7 separate regions of the Homo sapiens genome follow, and regions 2, 3, 4, 5, 6 and 7 are each linked to region 1. A link is a contact called in ENCODE Hi-C or POLR2A ChIA-PET data. All regions are on one chromosome and are shown on one strand. Each heading gives the region's core, a stretch centred on a gene start or an enhancer-like site at or near the end of the contact. The rest is flanking DNA. Distances are from core to core; before and after follow the strand shown.

Region 1 (2,700 bases), core at 13-2,512:
AGTTCTCTTTTCAGTAGATCCAGATGTGCACTAGACAATTAATCAGCTTTGGCTTTCACTTGGAGACATCCCTCCCTAGTCCTCCCTCCCCTCGTCCCCCTCTGGATGGGAGAAATATGCATACATGATCCCATTTTTGAAAGAAATTAGGAAGCTCAAAATCACACAAAAAGGCTGGGTGTGGTGTGGCTCACACCTGTAATCTCAGCACTTTGGGAGGCCGAAGTGGGGTATGACTTGAGGCCATGAGTTCTAGACCATCCTGGGCAACACAGACCTCCTCTCTACAAACAAATACAAAAATAGTCAGGCTTGGTAGTGTGGGAGGCCCGGGTGGAAGGATGGCTTGAGCTCAGGAGGTCGAGGCTGCAGTGAGCTATGATTGCACCACTGCACTCCAGCCTGGGCCACAGAGTGAGACCCTGTCTCAAAACAAACAAACGAAAAGCCACACACACACACACACACACACACGCCCTAAATGTGTGGCTATATCATTTTAACAGGCGGTGAATGTGGAGAAATGACTGAAGAAAACTTTAAAGAGTTCATTTTGCATCCTGCTACCTGAACAGTTTTAAAATCCACAAAAAGCCCTACACCCAAAAACTGACCTCCACCAAGTCTTGTCCTCTCAGCCTACTAGCTCAACCCCATTCCATGCCCCACCACTGCCTTATCTTGTCCACATACTCGCCCACCAAACCTGGTATTAACCCACAGCAAGATCCGCCCATCAAACCTAATGCCCGCCCACAACCTCGCCCCGGAACTTAGTCTCTGTCCTGACAGCCCCGCCCCCATGCCTGGTACCGCCCACGGTCCCGCCCCAGAACTTCTCCCCACCCCCGGAGCTGATCTCCACCCACACTCAGCCCTGCCTCCAGGCCTGGTACCGCCCACAGCCCCGCTCCAGAGTTGGTCCCCGCCCCCGGAACTGGTCCCCGTCAACACTCAGGCCCGCCTCCAGGCCTGGTACCGCCCACAGCCCCGCTCAAGAGCTAGTTCCGCCCCCAACCCTGCCACAGACCCGCGCCAGGACGACCCTGCCTCCGCGGCTGTCCCTAGCCAGGGCCCAACCTGGTTCTATTAATAACTAAGCAAACTAGAACACCTCAGCCGGAGGCTGGGGTGCGCGGCTGCTGCACCTGCAGCCTGAACCCGGGGGTCCTGACACGCCGCATTTTGGGCTGGGACCAGCTGGAGCCGGAAGCGGAGGTGCAGTGTGGCTAGCCGGAGACCGGAAGCGGAAGCGCGCTTGTGTCTTGTGAGAAGAGCCGCGCTTGCAGCGTCTGGGAGAATCTTTCGGTCTCCGCGAGAGGTGCTTCATTCCGTGAGTCCGAGTCCAGAGAGGGGCCCCAGCCGCGGGCCTGCGTCCCTCCCGGGAGCCGGGTTTCCGCCCCTGAGGCCTCGGGCTGTGCGCTCAGTTAAGCCCGAAGCTGCTGTTTCCTCCGGTGTCCGGGCCCCGCGCCCCTGTCATCCTCACTCTGTCGTCCTCACCCTGTCGCCCTCACCCGGGGCGATTCTGCGCCCCAGGGGACTTTTGGCTATAGTTGGAGACGGTTTGGGATGTCACAAAATGGAGGGTAGGAGGGACTGTGCTACTACTGTAATCTAGAGGGTGGAGGCCAGGGATGCTAGCAGCTCAGCATCCTGCAGCGCGTAAAGCAGCCGCCGCCAGCAAAGACTCATCCAGCCCCAAATGTCATTAGTGCCCAGGTTGGGAAACCCTGCTGGAGGGCATTAAAATCTCTGCAGTCCTGAATACACTGTAGAAATTATTTAGAATTCAGCCGAGTCCACTTATAAGGCCTAAAGTGACGAATTTAAAGCATCTGGAGTCACCATACAATCTCCAGCCAAATGAGTTAAGCAAGTCAGATGAAAACAGCTTTAAGCTTCTTGTCCCATTTTAGGGACCAGATGGCTGGATAGGAATCTGGTGAATTCAGGCACAGCCAGTAGCCTGGGTTCTTATTCTTTAAATCAATTTTTTTTAAGTGAATGGGGTGGTCTTTCTATGCAACAACTGTATTAGTCTCAGTAAATACATTTTACTATACGTACATATTACTCCCTACAAAAGGCCTCATAAGCGATTTTTGTGCCCTTTTTATTTAGACGAAAAAAGTATAATTCAAGCTCAGATTTGTGTTGAAACCAGCCTCAAGTTTCACCTATCCTCACTGATCCGTGGACTTCTGTATGATCAGGTAGGTACCGTGTAGAACCTGCAAGTTGCAAGACTCCACTGTGTAGAAAACCTGTGAATGGATTTTTCCTGTGTTCAGGTTGTAAACACAAGGACTCACTAACAGTGAGGGTATTTTTTTTTTTTTTTTTGAGACAGAGTCTCACTCCGTTGCCCAGCCTGGAGTGCAGTGGTGCGATCTCAGCTCATTGCAACATCTGCCTCCCAGGTTCAAGCAGTTCTCCTGCCTCAGCCTCCCAAGTAGCTGGAATGACAAGGGTGCACCACCACGCCCAGCTAATTTTTGTATTTTTAGTAAAGATGGGGTGTTGCCATGTTGGCCAGGCTGGTCTCGAACTCCTGACTTCAGGTGATCCACCCACCTCGGCCTCCTAAAGTGCTGGGATTACAGGTGTGAGCCACGAGTGAGGGTATCTTAAAAATTATTTGTTTGATGCCTTATATTCAAGAGAAGGATACTAAGGGGTGTGTGATAATGTGTGTCAAAA
Region 2 (2,700 bases), core at 60-2,559, 850 kb after region 1:
CCTGCGCTTCTCTCCTCCCCCTGTCCCTCCCACCTGTGCTCAAAATAAACCTCTGGACTGACCGGCTAAGTTCTGGTGCAGTCAGTGAGCGCGCAACGTGCGGGGTGGGGGATAGGTGGGGAGGCTTGGGGAGAAAGCTGGGAGCAGGACTTGGGGGGTATTCCTGAGAAATCGTGACTTACAGGGGTGGAGCCTGGGGACGGGGCCCATATGCCCATATACCCGTGTGCACTCCCAGGCCATGGGAGACTGTAGGGCGTTTTGTCTCAAACAGAAAGCGACACCCGGCCGGGCGCGGTGGCTCCCGCCTGTAATCCCAGCACATTGGGAGGCCGAGGTGGGTGGATCACTTGAGGTCAGGAGTTCCAGACCAGCGTGGCCGACATGGTGAAACCCCGTCCCTACTAAAAAAAGTAACAAAAAAAGAATTAGCAGGGCGTAGTGGCGCGTGCTTATAATCCCAGCTGCTGGGGAGGCTGAGGCAGGAGAATCGCTTGAACCCAGGAGGCAGAGGTTGCAGTGAGCCGAGATCGCGCCATTGCACTGCAGCCTGGGCAACAAGAGCAAAAATCTGTCTAAAAAAAAAAAAAAAGCGGCACCCAACCCCACAAGCGTAAGTTTAAAATAAACCTTCCCCCTCCCTCCTCTCCTTACCCGGACACCTGCCCATCTGCCTCCTGCGATCTTTCTCAAGCCAGGCCTTCTCCGCTCTCCATTACCCCCGCCCGGACCCTGCCCTAGCTCCGCTTCGACCTTCTGCCTCTGCTCCAGTTCCCTCCTGGTCTGGACTTCGCCCTCCTCTTAGATTGTCAGTCTAGTCTAGAGCTCCTTAAATCCCTCCTGCCCGAGCTCCACTCTACCTTACACAGACAAGAGTGGGACTATCAGCCCCAGTCTACAGAGGAGGAAACTGAGGCTCGGCAAGGCTAAATCACTTGCCCAAAGTCCCCAGGCCTGTCTGACCCCAGAGCCCAGGCTCTTGACCGACTGGATCTTCGGACTTGACCTTTCGGCCAGAACCCACCCCTCTGCGAGAAGCAAAGCACACAGTAGTAGCTTCATGAGTTAGTCCAGCAACAGAGGGAGGGCATGGGATCCAAGGTGTCGTCTCCACTTCATGAATGAGATAAAGTGCAGGCTGAGGGTCTCCTTCGCCCCGCCCCAGTTCCGGTGCCGATCTCCCCTTCACTTCCATTGGGGCGGTTCCCCGGGCCTCCAAACGCGAAGCCACGCCCCCACGCGCGTCCGCCTCCGCGCGGTTCTTTCTGACCTCGGCGGCCCCCGTAGCTCCGCCCATCGGAGAAGCGACCTTACAGCGCCTGCCTCTTTCTGAGCGGCATGAAGCCACCTCCCAGGCGGCGAGCGGCCCCGGCGCGCTATCTGGGCGAGGTGACCGGTCCCGCGACCTGGAGCGCTCGCGAGAAGCGGCAGCTAGTGCGACTCCTGCAGGCGCGGCAGGGCCAGCCGGAGCCGGACGCCACCGAGCTGGCCCGGGAGCTGCGGGGCCGGAGCGAGGCTGAGGTGAGATGCGGTTCTCGGGACCGGAGCCAGGCTGGAGGCGGGGCTGGGGTGGGGCGGAGAGTGGGCGGGGCTGCGGCAGGAGCCAGCGGGGCGGGGCCAGGAATGTAAGCGAGCGGGGGCGTGGCGTGGGGCTGAGTGGCGGGGCGTTAGTGGGTGAGCCTGGGCGGGGTGAGGGGCGGGGCGTGGACGGGAAGAGAAGACCTAGGGGCGGGGCGAGCTTGGGAGCTAGACGTGGGCGGGGCATAAGTGAAGCGGAGGGGCGGGGCGATGCCGGGGGCGGGGCGTGCGTGCCGCTGAGGTTTGGAGAGTGGGTGGGTGAGTTTGAGGGGCAGGACGAGCCTGGGGGCGGGGCGTGGGCGGGTTAATAGCAAGACTTAAGGGCGGGGCCGTTTTGGGAGTAAGGCGTGGGAGGGGCGTGGGCGGGATGAGGGCAAGCTTTAAAGGCGGGGCGAGCCTCGGGGTAATGCGTGGGTGAGGCGAGGGCTAAACGGGCGGAATGAACTGGGAGTAAGATGCTGCCGAGTCCGGGCGAAAAGCAACGCATGCTGTTGGACAGGATACGAGCTTGAAGTGAGAGGGAATAGAGAAGAGGGGACGAAGAAGGGAGTTGAACGGGGTAGTAGTCAGCATAGGGTTGGGCCCTGGCTGCGTGAAGGAGCCGGAACTGGCCTGGGCCTTACAACTTCCTTAGGTAGCTGGTCACGCTCTGGGTGGGGTAGGGGCCTTGGCAGTCACTGGGACTCCTAACACCGGGCCAGCAGGAGACTAAGGCGCAGTAGCGGGGCCCAGAGCATACAAGGGATTGGGCTTTGGCTTCTCTGCTGCAGCCCTGAGCTCATAGAAGCCTCATTCCGCCGCCTCTTTCCTTTCTAGATCCGGGTCTTCCTCCAGCAGCTCAAGGGCCGCGTAGCCCGGGAGGCCATTCAGAAAGTGCATCCGGGTGGCCTTCAGGGACCAAGGCGCCGGGAGGCACAGCCCCCAGCCCCCATAGAGGTGAGGCAGATGAACAGGGTGAGGCTGTCCAGGGCAGGTCCCTGGTGGGTAGGTGGGAGTTGCGGGGGATAACCTGATTAGGGGATCCCCAGGAGGAGCAGGGCTTGGGGGGCCATTGCAGGCTGATCCCTGGGCTGACCCTGTACCTCTGGCTTCACTCAGGTCTGGACGGATCTGGCTGAGAAG
Region 3 (2,700 bases), core at 51-2,550, 830 kb after region 1:
AGGCTGGTCCTCTCCTGACTTCGTGATCCATCCGCCTCGGCCTCCCAAAGTGCTGGGATTACAGGCGTGAACCACCATGCCCGTAACCTTTTATTTCATGTGACCAAGTAACACCCGTGTGCCAGAATCAAGGATGAGTCTCATGTTCTCAGAGCAGAGGCACAGAAGGCTGCCTGGAAGACGGAAAGGTAAAGACCTCAGCTATAACTCTACACTTGTGTGTGCTCCACCCACAAATCGTCACCAGAGGAGTTCCGACAAGCCGGTAACTCTCATCCCAAAGTGTTCCCTCGTTGGACCAGAAGCTGGAAGGGCACTTGGCAGAGTCTGCCTGGCCCTGGCCACCTCCCGGGTGTCCGCAAAATCAGAACTTCCTTCTCGCATCTAAGAGCAGAGGGAAGCCGCTCTTGGGGGGATCCCTGGGTTCCAGATGGGACATTTCCCCAGCACCCGTCGGACCACTTAAAGGAGTGGTTTAGGCTGCCGGGGGCCCAAGCACTGGCACCTAACCCCAGCGCCCCTCCTCAGATAGGAATTCTCCACGTCCAGGCGCTGGGCTCACGTTCCGGGTGCGAGAGAGATAAGGGGGGTGTCTTGAGGTTCTATGTGGGTCTGGCCAACAACTCTGGCCTTGACCTTGGCCCCGTCGCCGAGGGCAGGGGTCACACCGCTGGGTTCCCATGGCCGTCCCCTCCCCCCTGGCTTCGGCCAACTCTGAGCCTGCTGGGGCTGGCAAGAAGGGAAAGGGCTCTCGACGGAGCCTAATTACGGTGAGGAGGCGGCACCCCGCTGCCAGCAGGAGGCTAGGAGGTAATTAAGCACAAGAGGAATCCTAATAAAGCACCATCAGTGAGGAAGGCATTCCGAAGGGACGCCCAAGCCGACCGTGAAAAGCGAGGAGGCTGAGGCTGCACCGCCGTGGAGACCAGGGATCGACTGCCGCTTTGGGAACGAGGTTCCAGGAATGCGCATGCGCAAAAGCCACGCGGGCGAACACGGCTTCGCCTCGCTAAGCATGCGCGCCGTTTTCCCCGCCCACCGTCCTCAGAAGAATGGTGTTTCCTCGCAGCGCCTCTCTCAGGAGCGATCGGGAATTGGCGCATGCGCACTACGGTGGTGGTGGCGACGAAGGCGGGGGTTGCACGTTGCCTGCCTCGAGCTCTAGGTGGCGTCATCCTTCGGGCTGAGCCGAAGCACGCACGCGCGGAGGTTCGCACGCGGAGAAGGGCGGGTGCGCGCCGCGGGCATGCGCGGTGCGGGGCGAGACGGCGGCTCGACGGGGTCATCCGGGCGCAGGCGCAGTGCGGTGTTTGTCTGCCGGACTGACGGGCGGCCGGGCGGTGCGCGGCGGCGGTGGCGGCGGGGAAGATGGCGGCGTCCTCCCTGGAACAGAAGCTGTCCCGCCTGGAAGCAAAGCTGAAGCAGGAGAACCGGGAGGCCCGGCGGAGGATCGACCTCAACCTGGATATCAGCCCCCAGCGGCCCAGGCCCAGTAAGCACGGCGGCGTGGGGGAGGGGGCGGGCGGGCGGGGCGGGGCGCGCGCCGCGGGAGGCCCCGCCCCCACCACAAGGCCCCGCCCCCGCTTCCGGGGCGCTCGCTCTCCTCTCCGCCCCCCCCGCTGCGGGCTCGCGGGGCGAGGGTCACGGTGACCCGGGGGGCGTGGAGCCGGCGAGCTCCGGGGGGTTCGCACCCTCAGGGCTTGGGAGCCCAGTTCCCGGACCCAGGCGAGGCCCCCAGCTGATGACCCGCCCCCATCGCCGTGATCCTCTGGGTCGGGCTTCCCCGACTCCACGCGACAGTGACCACATCCAGGTCGCCCCGAAAACACAGACACGTCCCTGTTGACCTGATGCTACCACTCTCGTCATCTCAGGGACTGTCTGGCGCCCCCCTCCCCCGGCCTGGGGGCTTGTCAGCCCCGTGCAGCGACGATCTACGCACACGCGCACGCCTGGCTCGGGGACACCTGAGGTTACTTGACCACATAGAGCCCCTCCCCATCTCTTCTGACCCGAGGATTCTCCCTCTCGCTCTCCCTGTGACCGTGTCTGAGGTGGGGGGACGGGAGGGGGTCCCTTCTCCCCCTCTTGGCGACAGTGACCATGGCATTGGGCTCAGCAGACCCCCTCCCACATACACCAGGCCCCGCAAATCCCTGTGACCAGTTTCACTGCCACCATCTTGGTGAGCGTGTGGTGTCTGACCTCCAGAAATGCACATCGACCCCCAGCCAGCCCGGTGACTTTGTCACCTGTGTTCAAGTGATGGCTCCCCTTCCCTTCACACCCACACCCACCTGACCTGGGGACACCTGGGGCCAGTGTGACTCTAGGCCTGCTCCCGCCGCGCCCCAGCATACATCCACCTGCTTTCTGATCAGTCCCACCACCTCGGTACCTACCTCCCTGACACCTTGTCATCCTAGATCAGTACCTCTCGCTTCACACACACCTGGCCTGGGAACACTGACCATATCTAGTCTCCCGGCTTTTTCCCCAAGATCCTGGTCTCTAAATCCTCTGGGCTGGAGGAAATTAGATTTTCAAACCCTGTGAACACCACCCCTGACCCATGATCCTTTTTGTGTCTTTCTTGACCCAGTAAAATTCTCTCTTGTCTCCTCTGATGTGACCTTCGTAGTTTATTTAGTTCTCTCTATGGAGTCATTATGGCAGGCGAGAAAGGTACCCCCGTATCTG
Region 4 (2,700 bases), core at 46-2,545, 710 kb before region 1:
ATCTACTCCACAGGTGGCCAAAAAATGAATGAGGAGGTCTCAGTAGAAGTCGGCCACACCAGGCTGGAAGCTCTTCAAGGCCAAGACCCAGGCTAAGTCCTCTCTGGGACCCCTCTTCCAAGATGAGCTGTGGGAACACTGCAGCTTTTTTTTTTTTTTTTGAGACGGTGTCTGGCTCTGTCGCCCAGGCTGGAGTGCAGAGGCGCCATCTCAGCTCACTGCAAGCTCCACCTCCCAGGTTCACACCATTTTCCTGCCTCAGTCTCCTGAGTAGCTGGGACTACAGGTGCCCGTCACCTCGCCCGGCTAATTTTTTGTATTTTTAGTAGAGACGCGGTTTCACCGTGTTAGCCAGGATGGTTTCGATCTCCTGACCTCGTGATCCGCCCACCTCAGCCTCCCAAAGTGCTAAGATTACAGGCGTGAGCCACTGTGCCCGGCCCTGCAGCTATTTTTAAAATAAGGAATAAGTGGGGTGTGGTGGCTCATGCCTGTAGTCCCAGCACTTTGGGAGGCAAAGGTGGGAGGATCACTTGAGGCCAGGAGTTTGAGACCAGCCTGGGCGACATAGTAAGACCCCATCTCTAATACATATATATATATATTTGCCAGATGTGGTAGCACACAACTGTAGTCCCAGCTACTCTGGAGAGCAAGGTGGGAGGGAGGGTTGCTTGGGCCCAGAAATTTGAGGCCACATTGAGCTAGGATGGCGCCACTGCACTCCAGCCTGGGCCACAGAGTGAGATTCTGTCTCAAAAAAATAAAAATAAATAAAGCAGAAACAGTAGAAAACGAAGACGAGGCCGGGCGCGGTGGCTCACGCCTGTAATCCCAGTACTTTGGGAGGCCGAGGTGGGAAGATCACGAGGTCAGGAGTTCAAGACCAGCCTGGCCAAGGTGAAACCCATCTCTACTAAAAATAACAAAATTAACCGGGTGCAGTGGTGTGCATCTGTAATCCCAGCTACTGGGGCAGCTGAGCCAGGAGAATGGCTTGAACCCAGAAGGCAGAGGTTGCAGTGACCCAACATCGTGCCACCGCACTCCAGCCTGGGTGACAGAGCAAGACTCCGTCTCAAAAAAAAAAAAAAAAGAAGACGAATTGGTCGGTAAGGGGACTCGAACTGGAGACTCTAAAACTTCTCCAGCCCTGCCCACTCAATTTACTTCATTGGCTCCTCCCTTTCAGGCTCCGTCCCTATCCCCGCCTCACCCTTAATGGCGCCCGCCCAGACTCCTGGAAGTGAGCGGCCTAGCGAGCGAGCTCCCAGGCGCAAAGCACGCCGGAAGCTGTAGTTCCGCCATCGGACGGAAGCCGACCGGGGCGTGCGGAGGGATGTGGCCCGGAATATTGGTAGGGGGGGCCCGGGTGGCGTCATGCAGGTACCCCGCGCTGGGGCCTCGCCTCGCCGCTCACTTTCCAGCGCAGCGGCCGCCGCAGCGGACACTCCAGAACGGCCTGGCCCTGCAGCGGTGCCTGCACGCGACGGCGACCCGGGCTCTCCCGCTCATTCCCATCGTGGTGGAGCAGACGGTACGGCGGCCGGGCGGGGACACGGTTCGGGGGCTCCGGGCTGGGTGGGGATCGGCTGGCTGCCCCGGCCCCTCACCTCCATCTTTCTACCCCCAGGGTCGCGGCGAGCGCGCCTATGACATCTACTCGCGGCTGCTGCGGGAGCGCATCGTGTGCGTCATGGGCCCGGTGAGCGCCCCGCGCCGGGACCCTCCCCAGGACTCTCCCAAGCGCCTGCCGACACTCCCTGCGCCCCTCCTTCCCTGGCCCCAGACTTTCCCTCAGGCTCCGCTCCCCTTCTAACCCCCTTCCCTCCCCTTCTGACTCCCCTCCTGGCTCCCGGTCCCCCAACCCGCTCCTCACCCCTTCTCTGCTCCTCGGCTCTTAATCTCCGACTTCCTTCCTGACACCTGGCACCGCTCCCCTCATTCCTACGCTCAAGACTCTCCCCAGCCATTCTCACCCCTTCCTTTCCTGTGTCCCTAGCCCCCTGACTCCCCCCTTCCTGTGCTCCAAACCCCCTGGGTCCTCTCCACTACTCTCTCCCCATCCCCTTCTGGGGCCTAAATTCTTCCCCATCCCTTTTACTTTGGGCTCTGGTCCCCCTTCCTGGTTCCCTGACCCATCCCCAGCCTCCCTTAAAACTCTCTCCCCACCCCGAATCTGGGGACACCCCTGCCCTCTCCACCTGCAGATCGATGACAGCGTTGCCAGCCTTGTTATCGCACAGCTCCTCTTCCTGCAATCCGAGAGCAACAAGAAGCCCATCCACATGTACATCAACAGCCCTGGTGAGCAGGGTCTTTCCTGGGTGCCAGGGGCACTCGTCAGGGCACACGGGTGACTCAGGGGACCAGAATCCCGGGTCAGGGATGTTCTCTCTCTGGGAAAGGGTGCAGAGCGTCAGAGTTCCAGAAGTGGCTTTAAACCACCAAAAGGTGCCTGTTGCTGGCTTTTGAGCCTCGGTTCACAAGTCAGGATGTGGCCTCTTTGATCCTGCACATACTGTTCTGCCAACCTGACCCGGCTGACATTTAAAAATTGGTAGATTTTAGGCCGGGCACAGTGGCTCACACCGGTAATCCCAACACTTTGGGAGGCTGAGGCGGGCGGATTGCTCGAGCTCAGGAGTTCAAGACCAGCCTGGGTAACGTAGTGAGACCCCATCTCTACAAAAAAAGTAC
Region 5 (2,700 bases), core at 25-2,524, 740 kb after region 1:
TTGATTCTGTCAAATTTTGCCAGTTTTTTTCATTGCTTTTGTAGAAAGGCAAATTTTACTCTGCCATTTTGCTGACGTTCTTTTTTTTCCCCTTCGATGCTTAAATTATCTTTAATTTGGCCAGTGAAAGCTTTTCTCTCTGGCTTCTGGGTCCTTTTGACATATTCCTATTGGTTTTTTGCTGATCGTTTTTTCTTCCTTCCTGGCCTAACTAGATGTTCTAGGCTTTTGTCCCCCCCAACCCTGCCTCAGCCTCCCAAGTAACTAGGACTACAGGAGCACGCCACCACGCCTGGCTAATTTTTAAATTTTTTGTAGAAATGGGTCTTGCTATGTTGCCCAGGCTGCTCTCATTTTTCCAAAAAGCCCTGGGCTAGGTGGAGATTGGCAGTTAGAAATGATCTGGGTGTTAAGTGTGCCCATTGTTACTGGGGTATGTGGCTCCCAGGTCCTCTTAGTAGATAAATGGGAACACACACACACACACACACACACACACACACACACAAACTTATTTCTATATTTATCTTTATATTTTGAAAACCATGAATTCACCTCAGTACCTCCAATTCAATAGGGTTTATTCTTGTTTTTTTTTGTATCTTTTCTTTTTTTTTTTTCTTGAGACCGAGTCTCGCTTTGTCACCTGGGCTGGAGTGCAGTGGCGCAATCTTTGGCAGTCTCAGCTCACTGCAGCCTCAACCTGCTGGGCTTGAGGGATTCTCCTGCCTCAGGCTCCTGAGCAGCTGGGACCACAGGCTCACGGCACCACACCCAGCTAATTTTTTGTCTGTAAAGACAGGGTCTCACTATGTTTCCTGGGCTGGTCTGGAACTCCTGGACTCAAGCGATCCTCCCACCTTGGCCTCCCAACGTGCTGGGATTACAGTGGCCGGGTGCAGCGGCTCACGCCTGTAATCCCAGCACATTGGGAGGCCGAGGCAGGTGGATCACCCGAGGTCAGGAGTTCGAGACCAGCCTGGCCAACATGGCAAAATCCCATCTCTACTAAAAATACAAAAATTAGCCGGGCTTGGTGGCGGGAGCCCGTAATCCCAGCTACTTGGGAGCCTGAGGCAGCAGAATCGCTTGAACCTGGGAGGTGGAGTTTGCAGTGAGCCGAGATCTTGCCACTGCACCCAGCCTGGGTGACAGAGCAAGACTCTGTCTCAAAACAAAACAAACAGAAAAACAAAGTGCTGGGATCACAGGCATAAGCCACCACACCTGGCCTCTGCATCTCATGAGCATTTATTTTGTGCTATGTGTTTTTTGGATATGACCTCAAAGAATCCGGTAACACAGCCGCCCTCATTCTCATTTTACCTATGAGCATAGTGGCTCAGAGATGAGTCACCTGCCCACAGCCCATCAGCTGATAAACACTGGAGTTGGGTTTGAAACTGTGAAAGCAATGAGGACCACATCATTTTCACTTCCCTTCGTGGCCCCAACTCAAACCAACCCAAAACCCAAGAAAGAAGATGTGGAGATTGTGTTGCCTTTCATAACTGGGAAGCGCGGGTGAGTGGAGGGGACCAGATTCAGGATCTGCTTTTCTTTCTTTCTTTTTTTTTTTTTTTTTTTTTGAGACGGAGTCTTGCTCTATCGCCCAGTGGAGTGCAGTAGCGCGATCTCGGCTCACTGCAACCTCCACCTCCCGGGTTCACACCATTCTCCTGCCTCAGCCTCCCGAGTAGCTGGGGCTACAGGTGCCTGCCACCACGCCCGGCTGATTTTAGCATCTGCCTTTCTTTATCTGTCTATGATCTGTTTGCTCCAGAATGTAACCTTCTAGACCAAAGGTTGGCAAACATTTGAAAAGGGCCAAATAGTAAATATTTTTGGGCCTCGAGGGCTCTCTGCTGCAACTCTGCTATTCTAGCACAAATGCGTCACATACAATACATAAATGCATGGGCAGAAAACAATTTGTTAGCCGGGCACAGTGGCTCACGTCTGTAATCCCAGCACTTTGGGAGGCCAAAACAGATTAGGGTTTTCCAAGGCTGCAGGAAGGCAGGAATGTGGAGTGACTGCTTAGTAAGTATGGGGGGCTGGGCATGGTGGCTCACGTCTGTAATCCCAGTACCTTGGGAGGCCAGGGGAGGAAGATTACTTGAGGCCAGGAGTCTGAGACCAGCCTAGGCAACATAGCAAGGCCCCATCTCTACAAAACATTTGAAAATTAGCTGACCACGGTGGCACATGCCCACGTCCCCAGCTACTCAGGAGGCAGAGGTGGGAAGATTGCTTGAGCCCAGGAGGCTGAGGCTGCACTCAACCATGATTGTGCCACTGCAGTCACCCTGGGTGACAGAAGAAGACCCTCTCTCAACAAAAACAAAAATAAATAAATAGGCCGGGCGCAGTGGCTCATGCCTGTAATCCCAGCACTTTGGGAGGCCGAGGCGGGTGGATCATGAGGTCAGGAGATCAAGACCTTCCTGGCTAACACGGTGAAACCCCGTCTCTACCAAAAATACAAAAAATTAGCCAGGCATGGTGGCAGGCACCTGTAGTCCCAGCTACTCAGGAGGCTGAGGCAGGAGAATGGCATGAACCCGGGAGGCGGAGCTTGCAGTGAGCCGAGATTGCACCACTGCCCTCCAGCCTGGGCGACAGAGTGAGACTCCGTCTCAAAATAAATAAATAAATAAATAAATAAATAAATAAATAAATAAATAACTATGGGGTGTC
Region 6 (2,700 bases), core at 93-2,592, 680 kb before region 1:
AGCAACTATCACAACCACCAAGGTCAGGGTCAAGTTCTCTCACCACCCCAGCCCCTGACCCCCAGGACTCAGAGACTTACCTGATTCCACGTAGCAAAGTTGACTTTGTCGGCTGCATTAAAAGCCATGATGTTATATTTTTTGGTTGTATTCCTGGAGTGGATGAGAAGAGGTAGTGTCAATCCAATACAGCAATTCAATCATTAATTTAATCAGTCAATGCTATTGAACCATTAATTCAATCAACCACCCAACTGGATCGTTAATTCAATCAAATCATTACTTTAATTCAATCACTCAATTCAATTGAACCATTAATTCAATTCAATCATTCCATTCAATTGAATCATTAATTCAATTCAATTCACTCAACAAACCCACCCAGCTTCATTCAGCCTGTTTTGCCTGGCAACACTGGATACGGAAGACTCCAAGGATTCCCAGTCTGCCAGAGAAGCTAGACCCATCCTCTCCTGACCCCAGGCAGAAGAAGAGCAGATGGAGGGACGAAGATTTGGGGGAACCCAAGATGTGGAGATTATTGTGAACTCAGCCTTGGGGAGGAGGGAGGACAGGCAGGGAGTATTTCCTGGAGGAGGAAGATACTGGAGTTGAGTTTTGCAGAATCATCAAGAATTCACCCAGCAGAGTCACAGTTTAGGGGTTGAGGGGAGGCACTCATGGCAGAGGAACAGGATGTACAAAGGCCTGGAAAGGAAAGACAGCCTGACCACTTTGAAACAGGACGAGGAATATGTCCTTACAGCTGGCCTGGGCATCATGGGACCATATACTCCTCGAAGGTTAGGCCAGGGGGCTGGATCACCGTGTATTAATGCACTCATTCATTCATTCGTTCAAAAAAGCAGTGTTGTCCCCAGAGAAGCCTCAGCTTAATCCCAGCCCTGCCCTCCAAGTCTCTCCCGGTCTGGAGGGAGAACCACAGACAGGGCCAGAAATGGCTGGCTAAGAAGATCGTGAAGGTTTTCATTTTTGGGGGGTGGAGAGGAGTGGGAGATGGGGCTGGGGACTTACTTAGGAACTCGAACGACGTATTCAGTGACATTCTGGCTGCTAGGGCCCTGCGGAAAGAGGAAGCGGTGAGTGAGGGGTCGCCGAGGTCGCCGTCGGAACCCCCGAACCCCGCCAAATCCACACTCACTAGGGCCGCCATGGGCAATGGTCAGTGGTTCCGATCTGGTCCGACCCGGGTTCCTTTCGTCTCCTCTGGCGTGCGCGTCCCTCGATCCCGGGGAAGCCGCCGCTCGGTGTCGGGTCTCTGTGCCTGAGCGAGGACCCCAACCCTAGGCGCCTCTGGCGCTGGGAAAAGGTAACCGGAAGAGGCGCTCAAGCTACTCGGTCTACGCTTCTGCGGCCGCCTAACCCGGAAGCGAAACCCTCGAGCAGCCGCGTCGCGATGGCAACCTTCTTAGCGACTGTGGCCACCTCAGTGCGCAGTCACTTATGCTCCTCGGCGGCTATGGTCACCTCAAAAGGTCCACCGCGGTCCCTTTTTAGACTCAGCAAACCTAGGCCGAGTCTGAGATAAACTAACGGGCCTCTGTCGCTGGCGCTCTTGTATATAACGCGGTTAACTTCATCAAATGGGGGACCGCCCTCTCTCGTGACGTCAGCACCCAAGGACCGTGGGGCATCCTGGGTGGGAAGAGGGAGACGAATCCCCCTTGCGGGCTCCCAGGCACTTTGCGCATGCGCCTTGCCGCTCTGGACCTGGGGGGCCCAGAAGGCCGCGTCACCATAGCAACCGAGGCCTACTCGGGTCGGGTCGAACCGCCGCTTGGCTCCCCATGGGTCTGTTTGGGGTTCATTTCCTCCCCCTACCCCGAAGGGGTGGACCCCGTCATTCCCGCAAAATGACCGGGGCGGGGACCCTTGTGACGTTGAGCCGAGCCAGGAGGGGTCAGAGCCTGGGCGGGGTCGGGGCGCGACCACCCCAAGAGCTGCTGGCCGGATGGGTCTTTGCAAGTCCAAGCTGCCCGAGATGGGCAGGGCTCTGAGGCCCCAGGAGAAGGGTAACGTCGCGGGGGCGGCTGGCTGGCTTCCTGGGGGGAAGGGAAGGAAGCTGCCGAGAACAGGAGGGAGATGCAGGATCCCCTACCCCGTTCCAGGCATGCACACATCCCCCGAATCATGGCAGTAACACAACTGCGCATGCTCACGGCGCAACCATTCATTGCTCCACTTCGCAAATACTCCAGCACCTCCTGGGTTCGGGGCCCCGCAAGGTGAATCTGTCAAACCAGCTCCCCACGGAGGATTACAGTGTCCTCTCGAGGGTTACAGTGTCGTGGAAGAGACAGAGTCACAGCATGGGAATCTACAACCCAGGAAGGAGCAGGAGAAGCACAGCGGGGCTCTGAGGGCTCAGAGAAGAGGGGAGGTTTCAGTTGGGCACTGAGGGATGCATAGGAGTTGGCTAAGCAAAGGGAAGGCGGGCAAGACACAAAAGTTGGGCCATGAACTACAGACACCGTCGATGTGTCTGTTTTCATTTATTTCTCATCCACCACTAAATGTCAGGAACCGCCAACCCCTAGGAATATAGGAATGAGGGAGGCAGAAATAGTCCTTGCCCTCATGGAGTGTCTGGCTTGGGGGAGACAAGAACGAGTAAACGGCTGGGCACGGTGGCTCATGCCTGTAATCCCAGCACTTTGGGAGGCCGAGGCGGGCGGATCA
Region 7 (2,852 bases), core at 324-2,823, 760 kb after region 1:
CCTGGGTCCAGCCTTCCCTTCCCCATTCTGAACTTAGGACATCTAGCTGGGCGAGGTGGCTCATGCCTGTAATCCCAGCACTTTGGGAGGCTGAAGTGGGAGAACCTGGCACCAGGAGTTTCCGACTAGCCTGAGCAACATACCAAGACCCCAGCCTCTACCAAAAAAATTAGCCGGGCATGGTGTGCACGCACCTGTAGTCCCAGCTACTGGGGAGGTTGAGGCGGGAGGATCATTGGAGTCCAAGAGTTCGAGGCTGCATTGAGCTATGTTCGCATCACTGCACTGCAAACTGGGACACAGAGCGAGACCCTGTCTCTGAAAAATAAATAAATAAAAACACACTTATGACGTCACCCTCTCTGCTATGACAAGGTCCTTCCCTGCCCCACCCCCTCCAGGGCCCATCCCTACATCTTGGGGAGGAAATAAGTCCATTTTGGTCAGTCTTGCCCGCTGTCAGTAACTGTCCCTACGAATTCCTCTCTAGCTTGAAGGATTCTCCACCTCTCCCTTCTCTGTTAAAAGAGTCACGGGCCCATTTTCATTCATTCATTCATCAAATGTTTATAAGCAGTTTCCATGCTGGGGACCTGGAAGAGACCCGACCTAGGCCCTGCATCCCGACTCCCCGAGGATCTATCAGCCTGGGAGGATGGGGAATGGGAGGGCCTATCCCTCCCCACGATCACGGCGCGAACCGAGCTTTGATGGAGAAACACGCGGCTCTGTGAGCTTTAGAGAACACATTTAACCTGGCCTGGAGTAAGACAGGGGACGGGCCTGAATCTTTTATGGGACCCGCCCCCAATATCAACCGCCCCGTCCCCAGCACAGAACTGGGCTCCTAGACGACACGGTGCCATCACGTCCCCAGTGAGTCTTCAGGATTTCTGGCCACGCCCCTTCTCAGACCCAACCCCCGAGCCCCTCCCTTGCTTGACCCCGCCCCATCTCTGGCCTAGGCCACGCCCTCCTCTTAGCCCCACCCCCATTTCATTCAACCCAGGCCTCAAGCCCCACCGCCCAGGACGCCAATGCTCCCACCAATCTCACATACCCATTGGTCAGAGAGTGTCACTTTCCCGCCCTCCTTCAGTAGCATTGGTTCCCTAGGTGTCAATCTTCTTTATGGCGCCCCCAGCAGTTGCCAGGGCCCAGGTTTGAGGGGCAGATAATAATGGACGTCTCGGGGCGTCTCGTTATTGGGCAGAAAGCCCGGCTCTGGGCGGGGCTTAGTGCCAAACGCTTGGCCGCGTCTGCCTGGTGTTCCTCAGGGCCGCAGCCTTTCCTCACGGACACACCCCCACTTTCCTTGCTATTGGTCTTATCAGGTGTTGATCAATAGGATTCCTCATTCCGATACGCAAAACTACCTGTCCTTCACCGCTTCCCTCATTTCAATTCGCTCTCTCCTCAGAGGCGGCAACCTTCTGAACGTAGCCAGGGCCCGCCTCACGGAATGGCCACGGAATGGTCAGACACCCCGTCACTCCTGGCTGGTGGGCGGGGCCAGGGCGCCTGGGGGCGGCGAATTGGCGGATGGGGCCTCGGGGGCGGGGCAGCGGCTCCTGTCAGCGGGTGAAATGGCAGCGGCGGAGCCGGCGGCGGCCGCGGTCCCGGGGGGCGGCTGAGGGGGCCGGGCCGGGGCTGCGGGGCGAACGGCGCGGCTAGGATCCGGCGGCTCAGCCCGGGGCGGCGAGGCTCGGCACGGAGATGGCGGCGCGCTCGGCGCAGGTAGGGCGGCGCGGGCCGGGCCTCCCGGGCGCCTGCTCAGGCCGGCGGCTCCGTGATGCGGCCCGCGGGGAACCGGCAGGACCGCAACTCGGGCCGTCGTGCCCCGGAACCCGCGCTGGGAGCCTCGGCATCCCCAGCCCGGGACCTTCGGAGGACCCTGGCCCCTGCCCACCCTCGTTGCCGATCCCTCCGGACCCCTCCCCAGGAGCTCCTGCAGGATCCCCCTCCCCCACTCCGTCCCCTCCCCATGAGGACCCCGCAGGCCCAGGACCCCCGTCCACCCTTTGCAGTGACCCTCAGGACTCCTCTCCGGGAACCCCCTCAGGGCTCCCCATCCCCCCACTCCGCCGATCAGCCCCTCAGAAGCGCCCCCCAAGCCCAAGAACCCCCGTCCACCTTCTGCCCTGATCTCTCAGGACCCCTCCCTTCTGGACAACACTTGCCACCCCCTCCCCGCACCCCCTCACTTCACGTCCTCCTATCTTGGGCCCAGAACTGCCCCCACCTCTCCCCAAGGAGACCAGCCTCAGGGCCTACCCGCCCCCCATGCTGACCCCACAGGACCCCTCTCTGGCCTCTGTAAGTCGGATTTCCTACCCCTGCCCACAGCCCTCAGCTCAGCCTGCTAGCCCATCTCCCACCCCAGCTGCCACATGCCCAAGGGCACCCCTAAACACCACTCCCCGGCGTCCACCCAGCACACTGTGGTAGCTCCACTGATCCTGCCCCATCTGGATCCTGGCTCCTGGATCCTGAAAAATCCACCCATGCTCAAGACCTCCCGTTGGATATTCTGAACCACCCCACTCCCCATCCAGAGCCACCCATCTTTCTGAAAACCCCAAACACACACACACACACACACACACACACACACACACACACACACACAGTCACTTAGATCCCCCAGCACACACAGAAAAACTTAAGAGCTCCAACATAGACCCCAGGCATATCTGCCCCTGCCCCCACCCACTCAACACTTCTGCACCCCTCCTCAGATCCCACCTGTCCAGGCCCTCCCAGAGTCCCCGACAGCTCCCCCAGCTCAAGCAGAGATTCCAGAGACCATGAGGTGCCTGCCGCACCCCAGGAAGCCAACTTGCCCCTCCACC

What was found. Hi-C counts contacts between places; a loop is a spot of excess contacts on that map. ChIA-PET counts read pairs that join two places held with the same protein, here RNA polymerase II (POLR2A). Pooled maps may share reads with other maps.
Region 2: a map of naive thymus-derived CD4-positive, alpha-beta T cell shows a loop between it and region 1 (10-fold over the local background). The contact joins the promoter of SNAPC2 here to the promoter of ZNF557 in region 1. A Hi-C loop is called at or near these places in 1 of 168 maps with a recorded cell type or tissue (naive thymus-derived CD4-positive, alpha-beta T cell), 1 of 37 single-sample maps with no recorded cell type and 13 of 50 pooled maps. POLR2A ChIA-PET finds 5 or more read pairs at or near these places in 4 of 52 experiments (CD4-positive, alpha-beta T cell, MCF 10A, Panc1 and 1 more).
Region 3: a pooled map shows a loop between it and region 1 (15-fold over the local background). The contact joins the promoter of MAP2K7 here to the promoter of ZNF557 in region 1. A Hi-C loop is called at or near these places in 7 of 50 pooled maps. POLR2A ChIA-PET finds 5 or more read pairs at or near these places in 4 of 52 experiments (AG04450, WTC11, activated B cell and 1 more).
Region 4: a loop to region 1 is called in a pooled map, with 14 times the contacts of the local background. The contact joins the promoter of CLPP here to the promoter of ZNF557 in region 1. A Hi-C loop is called at or near these places in 2 of 168 maps with a recorded cell type or tissue (CD8-positive, alpha-beta T cell and sigmoid colon), 1 of 37 single-sample maps with no recorded cell type and 12 of 50 pooled maps. POLR2A ChIA-PET finds 5 or more read pairs at or near these places in 5 of 52 experiments (B cell, CD4-positive, alpha-beta T cell, HepG2 and 2 more).
Region 5: a loop to region 1 is called in a pooled map, with 6 times the contacts of the local background. The contact joins the enhancer-like site here to the promoter of ZNF557 in region 1. A Hi-C loop is called at or near these places in 2 of 50 pooled maps. POLR2A ChIA-PET finds 5 or more read pairs at or near these places in 3 of 52 experiments (OCI-LY7, PC-3 and activated CD8-positive, alpha-beta memory T cell).
Region 6: a loop to region 1 is called in a pooled map, with 16 times the contacts of the local background. The contact joins the promoter of GTF2F1 here to the promoter of ZNF557 in region 1. A Hi-C loop is called at or near these places in 5 of 50 pooled maps. POLR2A ChIA-PET finds 5 or more read pairs at or near these places in 3 of 52 experiments (CD4-positive, alpha-beta memory T cell, PC-9 and Panc1).
Region 7: a pooled map shows a loop between it and region 1 (20-fold over the local background). The contact joins the promoter of EVI5L here to the promoter of ZNF557 in region 1. A Hi-C loop is called at or near these places in 1 of 37 single-sample maps with no recorded cell type and 11 of 50 pooled maps. POLR2A ChIA-PET finds 5 or more read pairs at or near these places in 2 of 52 experiments (K562 and OCI-LY7).

What each region holds. Positions count from the first base shown.
Region 1 is chr19:7,068,441-7,071,140 of GRCh38, forward strand. ZNF557 (zinc finger protein 557) reads left to right here and starts at 1,263. Exons shown (of 8, transcript NM_024341.3): 1 at 1,263-1,333; 2 at 2,122-2,213.
Region 2 is chr19:7,919,029-7,921,728 of GRCh38, forward strand. It overlaps SNAPC2 (small nuclear RNA activating complex polypeptide 2), which reads left to right and starts at 1,310. Exons shown (of 5, transcript NM_003083.4): 1 at 1,310-1,521; 2 at 2,395-2,514; 3 at 2,677-2,700. The coding sequence starts at 1,339. It overlaps TGFBR3L (transforming growth factor beta receptor 3 like), which reads left to right. Exons shown (of 7, transcript NM_001419781.1): 7 at 1-69. RefSeq lists enhancers at 338-837, 2,538-2,700 and silencers at 1,360-1,589, 1,670-1,869.
Region 3 is chr19:7,902,577-7,905,276 of GRCh38, forward strand. It overlaps MAP2K7 (mitogen-activated protein kinase kinase 7), which reads left to right and starts at 1,301. Exons shown (of 11, transcript NM_145185.4): 1 at 1,301-1,492. The coding sequence starts at 1,369. LOC124904630 (a long non-coding RNA gene) reads right to left here and starts at 938. Exons shown (of 2, transcript XR_007067121.1): 1 at 845-938; 2 at 1-173. RefSeq lists enhancers at 578-1,155, 1,804-2,343 and a silencer at 1,513-1,862.
Region 4 is chr19:6,360,236-6,362,935 of GRCh38, forward strand. CLPP (caseinolytic mitochondrial matrix peptidase proteolytic subunit) reads left to right here and starts at 1,296. Exons shown (of 6, transcript NM_006012.4): 1 at 1,296-1,537; 2 at 1,634-1,705; 3 at 2,211-2,307. The coding sequence starts at 1,340. It also overlaps a transcript of ACER1 not described here. RefSeq lists a silencer at 1,543-1,772 and an enhancer at 1,971-2,700.
Region 5 is chr19:7,806,362-7,809,061 of GRCh38, forward strand. The region is part of intron 1 of LOC124904628 (a long non-coding RNA gene); the gene reads left to right. Among named protein-coding and RNA genes, the nearest start is that of EVI5L, 23 kb to the right of the region's middle. Within about 2 kb of position 1,275, at least 2 of the 41 ENCODE cell types and tissues checked have a DNase peak (open chromatin) inside an H3K27ac peak, as active enhancers do; they include PC-3, where a contact is called at or near this core.
Region 6 is chr19:6,391,822-6,394,521 of GRCh38, forward strand. It overlaps GTF2F1 (general transcription factor IIF subunit 1), which reads right to left and starts at 1,343. Exons shown (of 13, transcript NM_002096.3): 1 at 1,163-1,343; 2 at 1,036-1,082; 3 at 81-153. The coding sequence starts at 1,174. It overlaps MIR6790 (microRNA 6790), which reads right to left and starts at 1,162; the gene lies at 1,100-1,162. It also overlaps the pseudogene LOC390877.
Region 7 is chr19:7,828,645-7,831,496 of GRCh38, forward strand. It overlaps EVI5L (ecotropic viral integration site 5 like), which reads left to right and starts at 1,574. Exons shown (of 20, transcript NM_001159944.3): 1 at 1,574-1,737. RefSeq lists a silencer at 1,431-1,670.